Regions from separate parts of the Mus musculus genome. Here region 2 is linked to region 1. Evidence: chromatin loops called from intact Hi-C (ENCODE). Cell type or tissue: heart. All regions are shown on one strand.

Region 1 (8,000 bases):
TCAATTCTCCAATAAAAGACATAGACTAACAGAAAGTCAGATATTAAAACAGCTACATCAGATTGTTCATTAGGTAACTTGCTTGAAATATCTTTTTCATCCTTTTGCCTTTGAGCTGATGTCTTGACTGGAGGTTAAGGTTCATTTCTTGTGTGTGTGTGTGTGTGTGTGTGTGTGTGTGTTTCTCTTTTTGATTTGCTGGTCAGGGATTAATCATTCCTTGTGTTTGCATTGGTGTCATTACACTCTTTAGGATGGAGTTTTCCTTCTAGAGCCTTCTGTAGAACTGGGTTTGTACATAAATATTGCTTAAATTTTGTTTTATCGTAGAATCTTATTGTCTTATTTCTCAGTTATAGTAATTGAACTATAGTAGTATTAATTATAGTAGTCTGGGCTGGCACCTTTGGTTTCTTAAGATATTGAAGCACACATGTCCAAGCCCCTCTCACTTTTAGAGCCTTCAGTGAGAAGTCAAGAGAAATTCTAATAGGTCTCCCTTTTCATGGTACTTGGTCTTTTTCCCTCACAGCATTTAATATTCTTTCTTTGTTTATTATATTTAGTGGTTTGAGTATTGTGTGCTGGGGGGACTTTGTTTTCTAGTCCAGTTTATTTGGTGTTCTGTATGTCTTGTGTACCTTGATAGGCATCTTCTTTTTTAGGGAAATTTTCATACATGACTTTGATGAAAAATATTTTTGTGCCTTTGATCTGCATTCTCTCTCTCTCTCTCTCTCTCTCTCTCTCTCTCTCTCTCTCTCTCTCTCTCTCTCTCTCTTACCTATTATTCTTAGATTTGGTGTTTCACAATGTCTCAGATTTCTTAGATGTTTTGTGACAAAAGTTTTTTAAATTTAACATTTTTTTGATGAAAGTATCTATTTTTTTCTATTGTGTCTTAGATGCTTGAAATTTAATTTCTTTTATCTCTTATATTTTGATGGTGAGACTTGCCTCTGAGGATCTTATTCAAGTTCCTAAAACTTTTATTTATATATTTCCCTCAGTTTGGGTTTTCTTTATTGATTCTATTTTCACTTTCAGGTCTTGATGAGTTTTATTCATTTCCTTTCATTGTTTGTGTTTTCATAGATTTCTTTAAGAAATTTCTTCTTTAAAGAGATCTATAACATTCATAAGGGCTGTCTTAAGGTCTTTGTGCTTCAGATGTGATGTAATACTCAGAGACTACTGTGGAAGTGCTGCTGGGTTTAGTGGAGACATATTTTCCTGGCTGTTTCTGTGTTTTAGGTCCCTATATCTTCTCTTTCATGTTGGGTGAATATTTTATTTCTAGGTTTTTTTTTTTTTTTCCATATGTGGTAGCTGTGTGTTTCCTGGTAGGGAATACTTCTAGGATCCTGATAGGTGAGGCTACTGGGTATTCTAGATAAAATGTGTTTCTGAGCATTTGGAATTGATACTTAGCCATATGTATAGGCTGGAAGAATGGGGCTAAAGGCTCCACGGGAGAAAGTGAAGAAGGATATTCCACCCGATCTGCTTAAACCCTAGGAATGGGGTCCGAGAGTAAAGAGAGGTCACAACAGGGAGTCTTGTATAGAACTGGTCATGAGCTAGAGAAAGTATCCAAGAGCTGAAGGGGTCTGCAATCCTATAGGTGGAACAACAATATGAGCTAATCATTAGCCCCCCAGAACTCATGTCTCTAGTTGCATATGTAGCAGAAGATGGCCTAATTGGCCATCATTGGGAAAAGAGGACCCTTGGTCTAGCAAAATTTATATGCCCCAGTACAGGGGAAAGCCAGGGCCAAGAAGTGGGAGTGAGTGGGTAGGGAAGCAGGGCGGGAAGGGGAGGGTTTAGGGGACTTTTGGGATAGCATTTGAAATGTAAATGAAGAAAATATTCAATAAAAAAACTGGTCATGATACTAGGAGATGGATATGTGGAGGGAGGGGTATAAACATCTAAAGCTGGCCTGCCTACTTTGCTGATAGGCTTGGATGGTGGGTTTCCAGGGAACACTGTTGTAGTTGGGGGCTGTTTTAACAGTATAAATGAGAAAAGATGTTGAAGAAGATATGGAATTGGGGGAGGGTGAAGGCTGGAGAATGTGGTTTGCTACAGAGATGGGGTAAGGCCTAGTGATTGGATTTGGTGGAGATGACAGAGAGGGGAGTATCTGCAATTAGACTACCTGTCTCCCTGGTTTGTTAGGCCAGCATGTTTCTGGGAAATGCTGTGCTGGAGTTGTGGGCTGGCATAATGTGATGACTTTGGGAAAGTAAGGTTGGAGGAGAATGTCTAGGTGATTCATTAGAGATGAGGGTCAGAGAGGGATGGATCATACTGCAAGTGTTCTGCTATAGAGCGGGGAATTAGCCTGAAGTGTTAGATTTCGAGGAGAGGAAGGATAGGTTAAAATCTTCAGTTAAGATACTTAATTGCCTGGCTAGACTCAGCCCTCTCCTCTTTCTTTTTCCTTTTTCTTTCTTTTTTTTTAAATTTTATATTGGTTATCTTAATTATTTATTTACTTAATTAGGTCTTTTCTTCGTTTACATTTCAAATGCGATCCCAACATTCCCCCTTACCCCCCACCCCCACCCACCCACTCCCACTTCTTGGCCATGGCGGTCCCCTGTACTGGGGAATATAAAGTTTGCAACACCAACTAGGCCATCTTCTGATACATATGCAGCTAGAGACACAAGCTCCGGGGTACTGGTTAGTTCATATTGTTGTTCCACCTATAGGGTTGCAGATCCCTTTAGCTCCTTGGTTACTTTCTCTAGCTCCTATGTTGGGGGCGGCTCCAGTCCAGACAGACCACACCAGGTCAATGCGGTTCCCTGTGGCCGAGGTTTATTTGTATGTGGAGAAAGGGGGTGGGGGGACAGAGACAAAGGGGAAAAGAGAGAGAGGAGAAAAAATGAGTGAAGGTCAGGAAGAGTCTGCTTTTTTTTTTTAATTTTAGACTTTAGAGTATTTATTTAGCTATTTTCTTCATTTACATTTCAAATGCGATTCCCCTTTCTAGTTTCCTCTCTGAAAGTCCTCAATACCCTCCCCCTGCCCTGCTCCCCTACCCACCCACTCCTGCTTCCTGTCCCCGGGGTTCCCCTATACTGGGGTATATAATCTTCACAAGACCAAGGGCCTCTCCTCCCATTGATGGCCGACTAGGCCATCCTCTGCTACATATGCAACTAGAGACACAAGCTCGGGGGGGCGTGGGGGGTATTGGTTAGTTCATATTGTTGTTCCTCCTATAGGGTTGCAGGCCCCTTTAGCTCCTTGGGTACTTTCTCTAGCTCCTCCATTGAGGGCCCTGCGTTCCATCCAATAGATGACTATGAGCATCCACTTCTGTATTTGCCAGGCACTAGCATAGCCTCACAAGAGATATCTATATCAGGGTCCTGTCAGCAAAATTTGTTGGCATCTGCCATAGTGTCTGGGTTTGGTGGTTATTTATGGGATGGTTCTCCAGGTGGGGCAGTCTCTGGATGGGCCTACCTTCTGTCTTAGCTCGAAACTTTGTAACTCCTTCCATGGGTATTTTGTTCCCCATTCTAAGAAGGAACAAAGTATCCACACTTTGGTCTTCCTTCTTCTTGAGTTTCATGTGTTTTCCAAATTGTATCTTGGATATTCTAATTTCTGGGCTAATATCCACTTATCAGTAAGTGCATATAATGTGTGCTTTTTTGTGATTGCGTTATTTCACTCAGGATGATATCCTCCAGATACATCCATTTGCCCAAGAATTTCATAAATTCTTTATTTTTAATAGCTGAGTAGTACTCCATTGTGTAAATGTACCACATTTCCTGTATCCATTCCTCTGTTGAGGGACATCTGGGTTCTTTCCAGCTTCTGGCTATTATAAATAGGGCTGCTATGAACATAGTGGAGCAAGTGTCCTTATTACAAGTTGGAACATCTTCTGGGTATATGCCCAAAAGAGGTATTGCTGGATCTTCCGGTAGTACTATGTCCAATCTCCTGAGGAACTGCCAAACTGATTTCCAGAGTGGTTGTATCAGCTTGCAATCCCACCAGCAATGGAGGAGTGTTCGTCTTTCTCCACATCCTTATCAGCATCTGCTGTCACCTGAATTTTTGATCTTAGCCATTCTGAGTGGTGTGAGGTAGAATCTCAGTGTTGTTTTGATTTGCATTTCCCTGATGAGTCTGCCTTTTATTTAGGCCCTGAGGTAACTGCTTGCAGGTAAGGGTGGGAAGTGGACTCTGGAAATGTGATTGCCATGGCAACAGATTCATGGGTCCCTGTAGCCTATGGGTTATGTCACTGGGTTCAGAGGTAATCTACCAAGTCAATTCCTGATACCAAAAGGAGAGCATGGTAGGAGCAATGTAATACAGTATTTATGCAGAACTCTAGGCTTAAAAACAAAATAAAACAAAAAAACCTTAAAAGTTAAAACATTTGAATAGCTTTATAGTTTCCTGTATGTAAAATTGAATTCTGTTATCTATCTATCTATCTATCTATCTATCTGTCTGTCTGTCTGTCTGTCTGTCTGTCTGTCTGTCTGTCTATCTAGTTTGTCTAATTATTTTGTTGACTGAAATGAGTGTGTAGGCAGAAAGCAATTGAAAGTTGTAATAGGCTGCCATCTACTGGAGAAGCAGAACAATAGATTTTTTTTAAAAAGTGTTGCAAGGGTAAAGAACTTAAATGTAAAGCAGAAGAAAACAAAAGAAGAGATGTGATGTTTGCTTAATACTGGAAATTGTCATGCCAACTCTAGTATGCAATATTTGTGATATTTTGTTTTAATATTTGGTCAGACATTAGACATCTACAGAAACCTTCAGTATTTTCTTAAAATCCTACCACTTTCAAGACATTTGCACTTTCATGATACAAACGAAAAGTGGGGTCTCAGTGAGAAAGACTCACCCATGCTCTCTATCTGAGTGACAGAGGATGAGCCTTTGGTACTTCCATCAGTGGGGTTGCCCTCACTTAGATCATCACATATACATTTGGCTGAACATAACATGAGGGATGCATTACCAGGTTGAGCATCTCTGCTCTTGGCTGGTTTGACTTAGAGAACTGTGTGATTGATACTGCTCTTTTACTTGGCTCTAATATTTCCTTGTTTGTGCTGTGGACCCCCATAGACACCTTCACAGAGACAGGGACTTCTGAATAGCTCTGTGGCCCTGTTTAGTTTCAAGGTAATTGAGCAGTTGGTACTTTAGGTCTCATTCTAATGGGAAGGTGGAGATGAGAGTGACCTTGGCTTCACTAAAGTGGTGGTATTCCTGGAGTATACTGATGAGGCACAGATCTTGACTCCAGACTTCCAAGAGAAGAAGATAAACTTATTTGTTTAATTTGCATGGAATAAGAATGGAGAATAAATGATGGTTATACTGAGGTTATTTTGTAGAGTTTCATCACAGAGATGCTGACTGCTTAGCCTCCAGTTCTCCTAAGGGGACCATATATCCTGTCACAATTCAGAGAGAGTCTGAATATGATTAGTGAAGATGGAACTACATGTATGAAAGAAAATAGGCTTCCTTGGGAGGTAGGGGAGGGAGGAAGACAAGGGGAGGGAGAGAGGAAGTATAAGAGAGAGAGAGAGAAAGAGAGAGGGAGAGAAGAAGAAGGGGAGGAGGAAGAGGAGGAGGTGGAAAAGGAGGAGGAGAAGAAGAAGGGGAGGAGGAGGAGGAGGAGAAGGAGAAGGAGAAGGAGAAGGAGAAGGAGAAGGAGAAGGAGAAGGAGAAGGAGAAGGAGAAGGAGAAGGAGAAGGAGAAGGAGAAGGAGAAGGAGAAGGAGAGAAAGAAGAGACTGGATTCTGCAAATTGAAAAATCATAAGCTTGATGAAGATGTTGAGTCCTAGAATAGGAAGATAATAACCCTAAATCTTAAAAGTTTATCCAACCAGTCAGATGAAGAAATGACATTTATTTATTCTAAAAGTACTGAGGTCCTACACCATGAAACTAATGTTTATGATGGCTTCTAGAGACATTAGCAGAGCCTTTACCTCAATGGTGGAGAATTAGCAGGGAAGATGGCCACAGGTAAAGGTACACAAACACCAGATAAGCCAAATACATGAGTATAGAGAAGGAGGTCCTGGGAGGCACGGCAATCAGAATTGAGAGAAAGGGAAAGGGGTACCTTAAATATGAAGTGTCCTTTCCATTCTTTAAAGAATTTAAAATTATTTCAAATTAATTTTCTATTAAAACGTAAGTTGAGCTATGTATATGGCATATGATACTGTCATTTCTGAATGCCATGATGGTCAGCTATCAGCAAGCTTATGGGATCCAGCCTCATGTAAAGTTTTAAAGCATGTTATCTAAAGTCATCCTATCACAGTGGCAGGAGGCACCCACCCTCATCCCCTCCAGCCTAATATTCAATTTGCAGGTTTTACGGCTGATTTTTAGCTATTTCTTTGGCTGTTTACATTTACAGCATAGTACGATTTCTTGATTTTCCATTTTAATGATATCTGCTAATTTTTTTTTTATTGTGAGGATGTAGACTTGGCTGTCTTCTGCTAGCACTATCTTATGTACTGCATTCCTCTATTTTGTGGCAATGTTATGATTTCTACCGAAATCTCTTTCCATGTTTGCTTCGTTGATGTCAAGAGGGAACTCCTGTCTGTTTTATGAGGATGGAGCTGAGCTAAATATTACAGTGCACTCTCTGACTCTTGGCTCATATATTCACTTGCTTTTCTCTTAGATAGGAAAGGCTTGATCTGGTGGGCATTGCCTGTGGAACAGCCTGTTGTCTGTCAGTTCCTTTGGAAGTTCTCAGGAAACAAAGAACATTCTTTGCACTTACTTCTAAGGCTGGCTCTACCCTACTGAGTGGAGAAATCTACCCATTTCTGGTATTGAAAGTCCAGTTGGCACTCAAAATCAAGGTATATGATCCAAATAAGTATTTTTGTTTGCTTGATGTTTTAAATAACTAATGTGCTTCTTTCTTTCAATTCTGGGGTTTGGAAAGTCCAAATATCAAGGTAGAAGCAGATTTTAGAATATGGTGAAGGTCTCCTCCATACAGACAGCTGCTAATTTTAACTCCATACAGTGGAAACTAGCCAAAGGGCTGTATCACAGAGAGAGAGAGAGAGAGAGAGAGAGAGAGAGAGAGAGAGAGAGAGAGAGAGAGAGGCTATTTTGTCCTCATTCTAAATTCCTAAGGTTTTTTTGTTCCACATTGTTTAAAACATGGGTAGACAGACAAAGTGATTCGTGAGGCCCCTTGGAGAAGTCAGCAATGTGCCATGTGGTTCTGAGGCTTTAGGGTTTCTAAGCTTGTCAGTAAACTCCCCTCTACAAGCTCATCACTTCCAACGACCACCCTTTAGGTCTTCCCCAATATAGAGGCAACTTCCTACCTCTGTCCCACCAGTTCTTCTGTTCTCTGATATTTGGTCTACTTTGAGTTTCTTTTTTATTTATTTAATTTTATTTTTAATTTATTTTTTACACTCCATATTCCATTATCTGCCTCTTCATCCACCCTCCAACTGCTCCACATCACACATCTCCTTCTGACCCCACCCCATCTCCATGTGGATGCTCTGACCCCCCCACCCTACCTGACCTCTAAACTCCCTGGGGCTTCCAGTCTCTTGAGGGTTAGGTGTATCATCTCTGAATGAACACAGACCCGAAAGACCTCTACTGCATGTGTGTTGGGGGCCTCATATCAGGTGGTGTATGCTGTCTGTTTGGTGGTCCATAGAGGTTTGAAAGATCTCAGAGATCCAGATTAATTGAGACTGCTGGTCCTCCTACAGTATCGCCCTTCTCCTCAGCTTCTTTCAACCTTCCCTAATTCAACAACAGGGGTCAGCTGCTTCAGTCCATTGGTTGGGTGCAAATATCTGCATCTGACTCTTTTAGCTGCTTCTTGGGTCATTTGGGGGGGCAGTCATGATAGATCCCTTTTTGTGAGCGCTCTGTAATAGTGTCAGGCCTTGGGACCTCCCCTTGAGTTGGATCCCACTTTGGA
Region 2 (8,000 bases), 81 kb before region 1:
AGAGTTTATGGGACTGGGATCCTGTTTTGTTTGTTTTGTTTTTTTTGTTGTTTATTTGTTTTAAACAGGGGAAAATGATTTAATAGATAATATAACAACGTATTAACTCATTTATGGCTAATTCATAAATCTGATTGCCTTAAAAAAGTAACCTACTGTAGTAATGTATTTAAATGATTGTACTATTTTACATGCCTATAATTAAATATGCTCACTGACACTGGAGGGCAGTGGGATCCTGCTTAAGCAAAAGAAGTGAATTTGCAGAATATAGTAGAATTCCAGTCTTCATGAAACCTAGGAAAGTTGGAGGAAGGTTTTAGGGGTGCATTTGGGTTTTTCCTCACTGTTGGGGAAATAATACTTACACAATTGCTTAAATTAAGCAAAATCTCCTTTCCTTATGTATATTCATTATATGAAATTTAAAAATCTATAAAGTGTTCCCATTAGATTTAAAATTTTCTGAGAGCAGGGACTATGTCTTTTATATCTCAGTAGTACATAGTATTTTGTATGGTTACATTAATAACTTTAATATTTAAAATATACATTTAATGCAGATTAGTATAGTTAACTAGCATATTGACATTTTCCAGAGCTTAGATATCAAAATACAATTGTAGAAGAAACGAAAACTCAAAACTGCTAATTGTTGTGTTTATAGTCTCAGGTCGCTGATGCAGCTAACTAATGTCACACTTGATGACAGTATCTTAGTCATAGTTAAAAGGACATTTCACATGTCAATATTGAGTATATGCTGTATACATCTGTTTGAAAAGTCTATTCTATATCTATTTCTAAAATAGAATTTATAGTTTGAGATGATCTTGCATGTTGTGGAGGAACTAGCTGTACTAAAATGGGCATCCTCATTTACTCTTCAAAGAGAAAAGTGGATTGCACATAGACTATGTGCTCCCACAGAATTACCCATAACAACATGGACTAAATTTATGGATTTATGTGTTTAAATTTCATACCCAAGAGTACTTCAAGTTTTAAAAGAAGAGAGCTTAAGTTTTGTTTTTTATTTTTTATCTCAAAAAGAGGGCCAGCAAACTTTCTCTAAAAAACAGACCAGTCATTATTTTCACCAAAATTTATGGGGGCCAGCCAATATGGAATAGAAAATAGAGGATGCGATTAGTTCTCAGTGCAGGGCTTTCTTGATTTCATCTTATAGAAAATATAGACTCTAGAGTACAGAGGGATGTGTATTCTATTTGGTGTGGAGAGTAGTGTCATGGAGAGTCACTCAGGAGTACTACATGGGAGGTTAATAATAAACTTTGGAATCTATGGTAACCAGAGCCCGGAGTTGCATAAGCTTAGATGGAAAGTGAAGTCTACAATGTCCAGAAGAAAGGAGAACGATTTGTTCTTCACTTTGTTCCAGTGCTATCAGTTGGTAAATATCTATTGGCTCCCTGTCAAGGCACTGTGTGTGTCCCAGGTGCTTAAGTACTGCCACATAAGCAGAGGCCGAGAAAGTTATTTTTGATTTCTTACTCATCACCATCTCCTTCATACTAAAATGATAGCATGGGCACTTAGTTTCTACACTAGATAAGATGAAAAAGTAGCAATCCATTATTGTTCCATTTAAACCATTCTAAATTGATCATCCTCCTTACTGTCCATTTACTCCACCCTCCTAAACCATAATTTCAGGAGTAAAAGTGTTTGCATATTTTTGCTGAGTTCAAGAATTTAATGTGCTCAGCAACATATCATTCAAGGAGCTGACCTGCAATTTTCTGATTGATAGTGGGCATGCTAATGTACTGTTAACCCTCTTATACACAACCTAAAGGGTGCTCCTAACTACAACCATTACGTAGTGCCTTAGAATATGTTGAGACAAAAGGAAGGTGTAGAAATTGACAACTAGTGTCCAATTGATTATAATGCTTGGAAAATGAACTCAGGGGAAGGAGTATGCAATTCGGCCCCCTGGGTTTGTCTGTCAAAGGTCGATGGACAATGGGGTACTCCTTCCAGAAGTCTGCTTTAGGAAAGTGGACTAGGGAAAGTCCCATTCTTATTCACATCTTCTAGCTATTGCTGCTATAGTTACTACTGTGCAATTTGACATTTTATGGAATGAAACTGTCTCTCTGCAATTGTCCCTCCATTCCCTGCGCTGGTGCTCTCAGGGAGCTGTGATTTTCAGTGTCACCCTCTCACCTTAGGCCTTCTAGCTTTGGAACCTGCAAGGCACAAGCTTCTATGGGTAAAGAAACATGTGAGAAAGGCAATGCTCTGTTGATTCTCAACACAGTCACATTTGGACCTTCATCCTTATTAAGGGCTCAGTGCTTGAGCTCCATTCAGTTCTCCCGACATTCAAGGCTTACTGAATGGCACAGTACAGGAACAAAAATATGGTATATATAACATTAAAAAGTCAAGAAAGATGAATTAGGGAACAAAAAGTCTATCCACTTGTTAAAAAGTGATCCTTTGCTAAAGTTCTTGGTGTTTTGTGGTGAAGGAGGTCCCTTTGCCATTCAGTAACTCCTGCCTTTGATCAAGTGAACACTAATCAAAGTTTGCTGGCAGGTCATTCATAAGTCCAAAGATAGCCTGTATTCACCTATATGCAGCAGGACACCCTCAGGCTCCATGCTCCCAGGACATAATCTTCAAAGCAATGCCTCACACAATTTCCTCTAGTTCCTCCCCTGTAGACCTATACATCTGGCTGTCAGAAACAATGTCCACACTACTAATGGTTTTCAGGCACCTCACACTAGCACACAGGGTATTAGTATAAGAAATTCTGAGGCATGAAAATCCTGGGAGAATTTTCACATTTACCAACTTTGATGTCTCTAGAGGAAAAGTTTACCTTTTCCATCAGAATTGTTTAAACAATTCTCTGTCAAAATTCTGAATAACACTCTTGGTTTTCAACTGAAGTTAGAGGTATGTGTGGAGTGGTGGGTGACAAAACACACCAGCTGCTCTTGCCTTTGTTGAACCTCTATCTTGGCAAGGGTGATGAAATGCCCAATAGAGCATGGATGCCTTCTGGTGTTGGCTACTTTGCTCATATTCTTCTGGAGCTGGGGTAAACAGCAGCTGTGCAGCAAGGACCTTGATGTGCTGGAGGTCCAATTAGCAGGTCTTGGCTTGGCATGTATGTACTCAGAAACTTGAGACAGGCCGTGTACATAATTGTTACAGCAAGCCTTTTCTCACCTTTCTCATCATCTCTGTCAGTCAACAATTTATTTTAAAGTAGGGTTTTTTTTTTTCACAACTGAACAATTTGAGAGTGAAAAAACAAAAGTCAAAGGATCCCTACTTTTATTTTGTATATTTACAGACTGTATTCTTCTAATGATTGGAGGAAGGCTGTTTGAAAAATCAAGCAGATATTTACAGGGGACAGGCACTGCTCTAAGCTCTTTGAAGAGGAAAACACAGACCAGATGTGGAGAAACCACATTGAAGAGCAAAATTGTGAGGAAAGCACAGGAAATTCCCTGTGGACCCTGAGAAAAGCTGTTCGTGTTGCTCAGGGACAGGAAAGGCATCCTGGAACAGATGACAGCAGAGCCAGAAGGCTCAGAAGTCTGTGCCAGAAGGAGGGGAGGGTGGGGGCAGGGCTTGATGGGAAAGCACCGTGTGTCCTAGCAAGAAGCAGCTGCTTCATGGACTAGGATATTACAGGTGGCATTTGAAGCAATGGTTCTGCTATTTGTTGTGGCAGAGGAAGCAGGAGGAGATGCTAGCAGATGCTGTAAGATGAGACTACTCTTTAGTTGGCTAGAGATGTAGTTCATCATATAGCAAGCCCCAGCCCACAAGCACCTGTGCTTCAAGGGCTGTGCAAGGCCATGACCTCAATTGCAGCAAGACATTATAGTGTTGTTACAAGAGACCCAATATCCACCAAGGTGCTCAGAGAAAGAATGTCAAGGGGAGGGAGGGCTCTATTCTGTCACTCCTATGGATTTAGTGGCTCCCTGCTAAATCAAAGAAAAAGTCCTAGAGAACATGAGACCTGGTTTGGTGATGGGGGTGAGAGCACTACGTTATGGCCTTGGTCTGGAGAATAAGCCATATTCTGAGCTTTTATTTGGATATTGTCATGTCTTGACTCCCAGTGTTGCTTTCTAGTGGATGCTGCTGTTTCCTTCTCTGCTTCCACAGGATGCAGCTGTTCTCTAAAGTACCTGAGAAAACATTTGGAGGATGTTTATTTTAGTCTCAGGATGATGAAGTCCTGATTCATAGTTTTCTTTCTGTATGCTCTTTGCTGAGCTGGTCTAAAGTCTATGTGATATGAGCTCTCAGCAGTCATTCTACACATACAGACCTGAATAAAATGAGCACCAAGGAGGTCATTAGTACCAGTAAATCTCATCTACTGGGGGATGGCCTAGCTTGGAGATCAATGGAGGAGGTGCTCAAAAGAGAAGGCATGTATTTTAATTCTCGTCTGCTTGCTTGTTACAGAACTTGGACCAAATCTGTTTTATTGCTCAGTGCCTCAGTTTCTTTTTCTATGAAATGAGCCAAGATGCTTGATATTTCATAGAGTTCTAATGTTTAAGAGGACACATGCACATGCAGTGTGTACCACTTGTACTGACAGGGTTACTTCAACTGACTTGTTTTTCTAAAGAGAAGGCTGTGGTCTGGAGGGGTGAGCTGATTTGCTCCAGGCATTATTAGTTTGGTGGCAGGGCAGGTAAGAATTTATCTGCTATCCCTCTATGGTAGGTATATTCCTACTCCTTCTCTCTGCCTCTTGTTGATTTGGTAAGTATGATTTATGGTTGTTGAAAAGTTTTAAATGAGAGATGATATGTGCAAATTATTCAAGCAACATTGAGGGAGGGGAAGTCACATTTGTGCAGGAAGATGGAAGAGCCATAGGAGAACATGGGTACAACATGTCCTTGCATGCAGATTACACATTGCAAAGATCCTTGGGAGCCCTTGACTCTGCATCAGTTTTAGTTTCTGTGTTTGCTTTCTATCACTTGCCTGTGGTTTAGGTCTCTGGCTCACTGGGAAAAGTATATGGGATACTTCAGGTCTCCAAGGAGAAATAAATTGTTGATAACTGCTTTGAGGATAGACTGCATTTCTTCATGCTTGTTTTCCATGCACCTAGCACAATATAGAAACTCAGTAAGGGTCACTGATTGACAGAGAACAAAAGAGAGTTTAAATTGTAACTGAAGAAAATTCTATTGCAGCAAAATGCCAAATGCTTAGTCAGCTGAAGTGAGGGTGGTTGGGATGTACAGAGTTGGGCCTGATGTAATGGCCGGAGCAATATGGAACATCCAATATCAAGGATCCCAGAAGGTACAGCCTCAGACAGGATGTGAGAATTCCATACACTCTCACAAGAGACTCCAGTGAAGGCTTTCCCCTTCAAACCTGACAGAGGCTAAGAAGAGCAAGTAGCTAGGAGATTCAAGACCTGGAGTAGGCTGTGCTATCCCCATGCCAAGCCATGGAAGGAAGGTGCTTGAGGGTACAGAGATGCCAGCATGCACATTTGTGGATACTGGGATTTCCAGTGTAATATCTTGCCCTTTAATGGTAAAAATATAACATGAGATTATGCTTTTTGTGTGTATGCATGCATATGTATGTGTGTACACACCTGTACATGCCTGCACATACCTGCATATGCATTCACACATGAGTGTATGGGAAGCTTTTCCCGCTCTGATTTGTGTTTCTACATCTTAATAATTTAGTGCCTTTTATTGAATGAAATAGATAATAAATAACAGTTTGAAGACCCCCCAAGACTTAAATGTCTAGAACCAAACCCTCTTTACAAGGAAAAACAAACTATTGTCATATTTTAAGTTCCACTATTAAAAAATCACGAGTATTCAGACTCCTAAGACCTGGGAACCATCTGTGGATGGTTTTTCAGATTGCTCTGAGTAAGAAGTGCAGCTGTGACATTTGTCACTCTGTTCAGAGGCTTGAAGTTGTAAGAGGGTCTTCAAGAAACTACTGAGTCTGGAGTACAAGATAGGGCTTTGGTTCTGGCTCCAATGTGGAGAGGAGAAGAGGAGACTCTTGTCTTGGAATGCTGGCTTTGCAGTGTTTTGTACTAGGTCAGAACTGCTGTCTAAGCAGGGGCAGAGCTGCACAAAAGAAGGAGGCAGAGGTTCAAGAGCAAGCTGAAACTTTCGAAGCCTGCTCACCTGACTGAGAAAGACTCCAGCTTTCTACTATAAGCAATGCATTTCCATTGCCAAGTATAAAATGTGAAATGGCATACTACCTCCTCCCAGCCCAGACTGTGTACATGACCGAGTAGAAAGCCCCATTTTAATTATTTCATGCTCTACTCATAAGAAATCTTACTCTACTGACTCATAGCAATTTCTTGATGAAATGAGGCATATAATTAGAGCTAACCAATGTTGCTTTCCTCAGAGAAATTTCAAATTGACACTTGTCTTCCTTTGACATGAGCCATACCAGAGAGGAGAGAACACTTGGTATTTCTCTGACAATATATCTCAAATGTCAGTTGCAGAATTCTAAGTTGGAACAATGGTAATGTATCTATATCACTAAATTAAATAACTAAATATGGAGATTTTTCACAACTGTTCCAAGTACAGATTTCTCAATCTTGGCTCAAATGTGCTGATTCCGTATCTCCCTGAATCTGTTTCTAACCCCCTGCTAGGTGTTGCCAGTGTGCCTTGGCTTTAGAGCACACTGGGCAGTGAATTTCATGTTACAAGCTGATTCATGTCTCTAAAATGAACAAGTACCCTTCCCTTCATTAATTATTATTATTATTATTTACCTTTCCAGAGACATCTGTACTTTCTAGATACCAATCTGTCTCCCTTCTAATGTTTTGCCTCCTTTTAACATAGAACTTTGGTTTGTGTGAACCACGTGGAAACTAAAAAACTAACACAATAAATATCTTCAGGCACAGTGCTAGGAATTTACATGTCTTTACCTAAACCTTACAGCATCCTAAAATGCAATGTGAATTCCTACTTAGAAATGATGAAACTGAGCCTCAATGTGAGATTAGTTTTCCCAAAAACAACCAACAAGAAAGCTTTTGGGTTGGACTTCCAACCTGTGCTGACTGTCTATAATGTGGGTCCCATATGATTAACAGCTACCATTTATCCAGGTATTACTACTCTCTGAGTACTGTGATTAGCTCTTCAATGTTTGTTGTGTGGTGTGTTTTATCACCCAGATAGTCTAACAGCCCTAAGGTGTGTGTCTCTGTGTCTCCCACCCACCTCCGCTGCTGTGTATGTGACACCCTAATCTAGTCTGTCTGTCTGCCCCTGTGATCTGTGTACTTCACTGTACTAAGTTTATTGTCTCCTAATAGCATGAGCTTCTTATGTAAGAAATGATGTTTCCTTATGCGTTATAGAACTCTGTTAGCAGGCTGGCGAGATGGCTCAGTGGTTAAGAGTGCCGACTGCTCTTCTGAAGGTCCCGAGTTCAAATCCCAGCAACCACATGGTGGCTCACAACCATCTGTAATGAAATTGTAGAAACTGATTCTTTGGATACAGATGATAGGTGAGGTGCAAGACAAGTTCCCTGTGCCAGTAGTAGGGCAGCAGCAGTAAACATGAGGAGGGCTCTGTGACAAAAGTTCATGTTTCACACAAGCCAAAGTTCTATATCAAAACCAGGTAAAACACCAGAAGGGAGACCAATTAGTATCTAGAAAACAAATATATCTGGAAAGGTGAGAAAATATTTAGCAAAGAGAAGGGTGCCAATCCATTTTAGAGGCATAAATCAGTTTATGACATGAAATTCATTGCCCAGTGAGTTTACAGTCAAGGAACACTGACATCACCTAGCAGGGTGTCAAAAACAGATTTCTGGAGATACAGAATCAGCACGTCTGAGCTAAGGTTGGGAAATCTGAATTTGGTACAGTTGTGAAAATCTCCATATGGTGTCAAATGATTTTCTTCCCAAGTCTAGCTCAGTTTGGCCCTGAG

What was found. Peaks named below come from ENCODE experiments on the same cell type or tissue, not always from the same donor. Only the 100,000 strongest peaks of a DNase experiment are listed, where the experiment ranks them.
Region 2: it touches region 1 in a loop (2.4-fold over the local background); 6 of 42 quality-filtered maps call a loop at or near these places.

Annotation. Positions count from the first base shown.
Region 1 is chr11:28,607,563-28,615,562 of GRCm38, reverse strand. No RefSeq gene overlaps it. Among named protein-coding and RNA genes, the nearest start is that of Gm34075, 26 kb to the left of the region's middle. In heart, a CTCF peak has its summit at 4,612 (motif pointing left); no DNase peak of the experiment used is centred here.
Region 2 is chr11:28,688,579-28,696,578 of GRCm38, reverse strand. 2810471M01Rik (RIKEN cDNA 2810471M01 gene) reads right to left here. Exons shown (of 3, transcript NR_045906.1): 3 at 3,303-4,190. Among named protein-coding and RNA genes, the nearest start is that of 2810471M01Rik, 11 kb to the right of the region's middle. In heart, no CTCF peak of the experiment used is centred here; DNase peaks (open chromatin) are centred at 3,078 and 3,568; H3K27ac peaks cover 640 bases.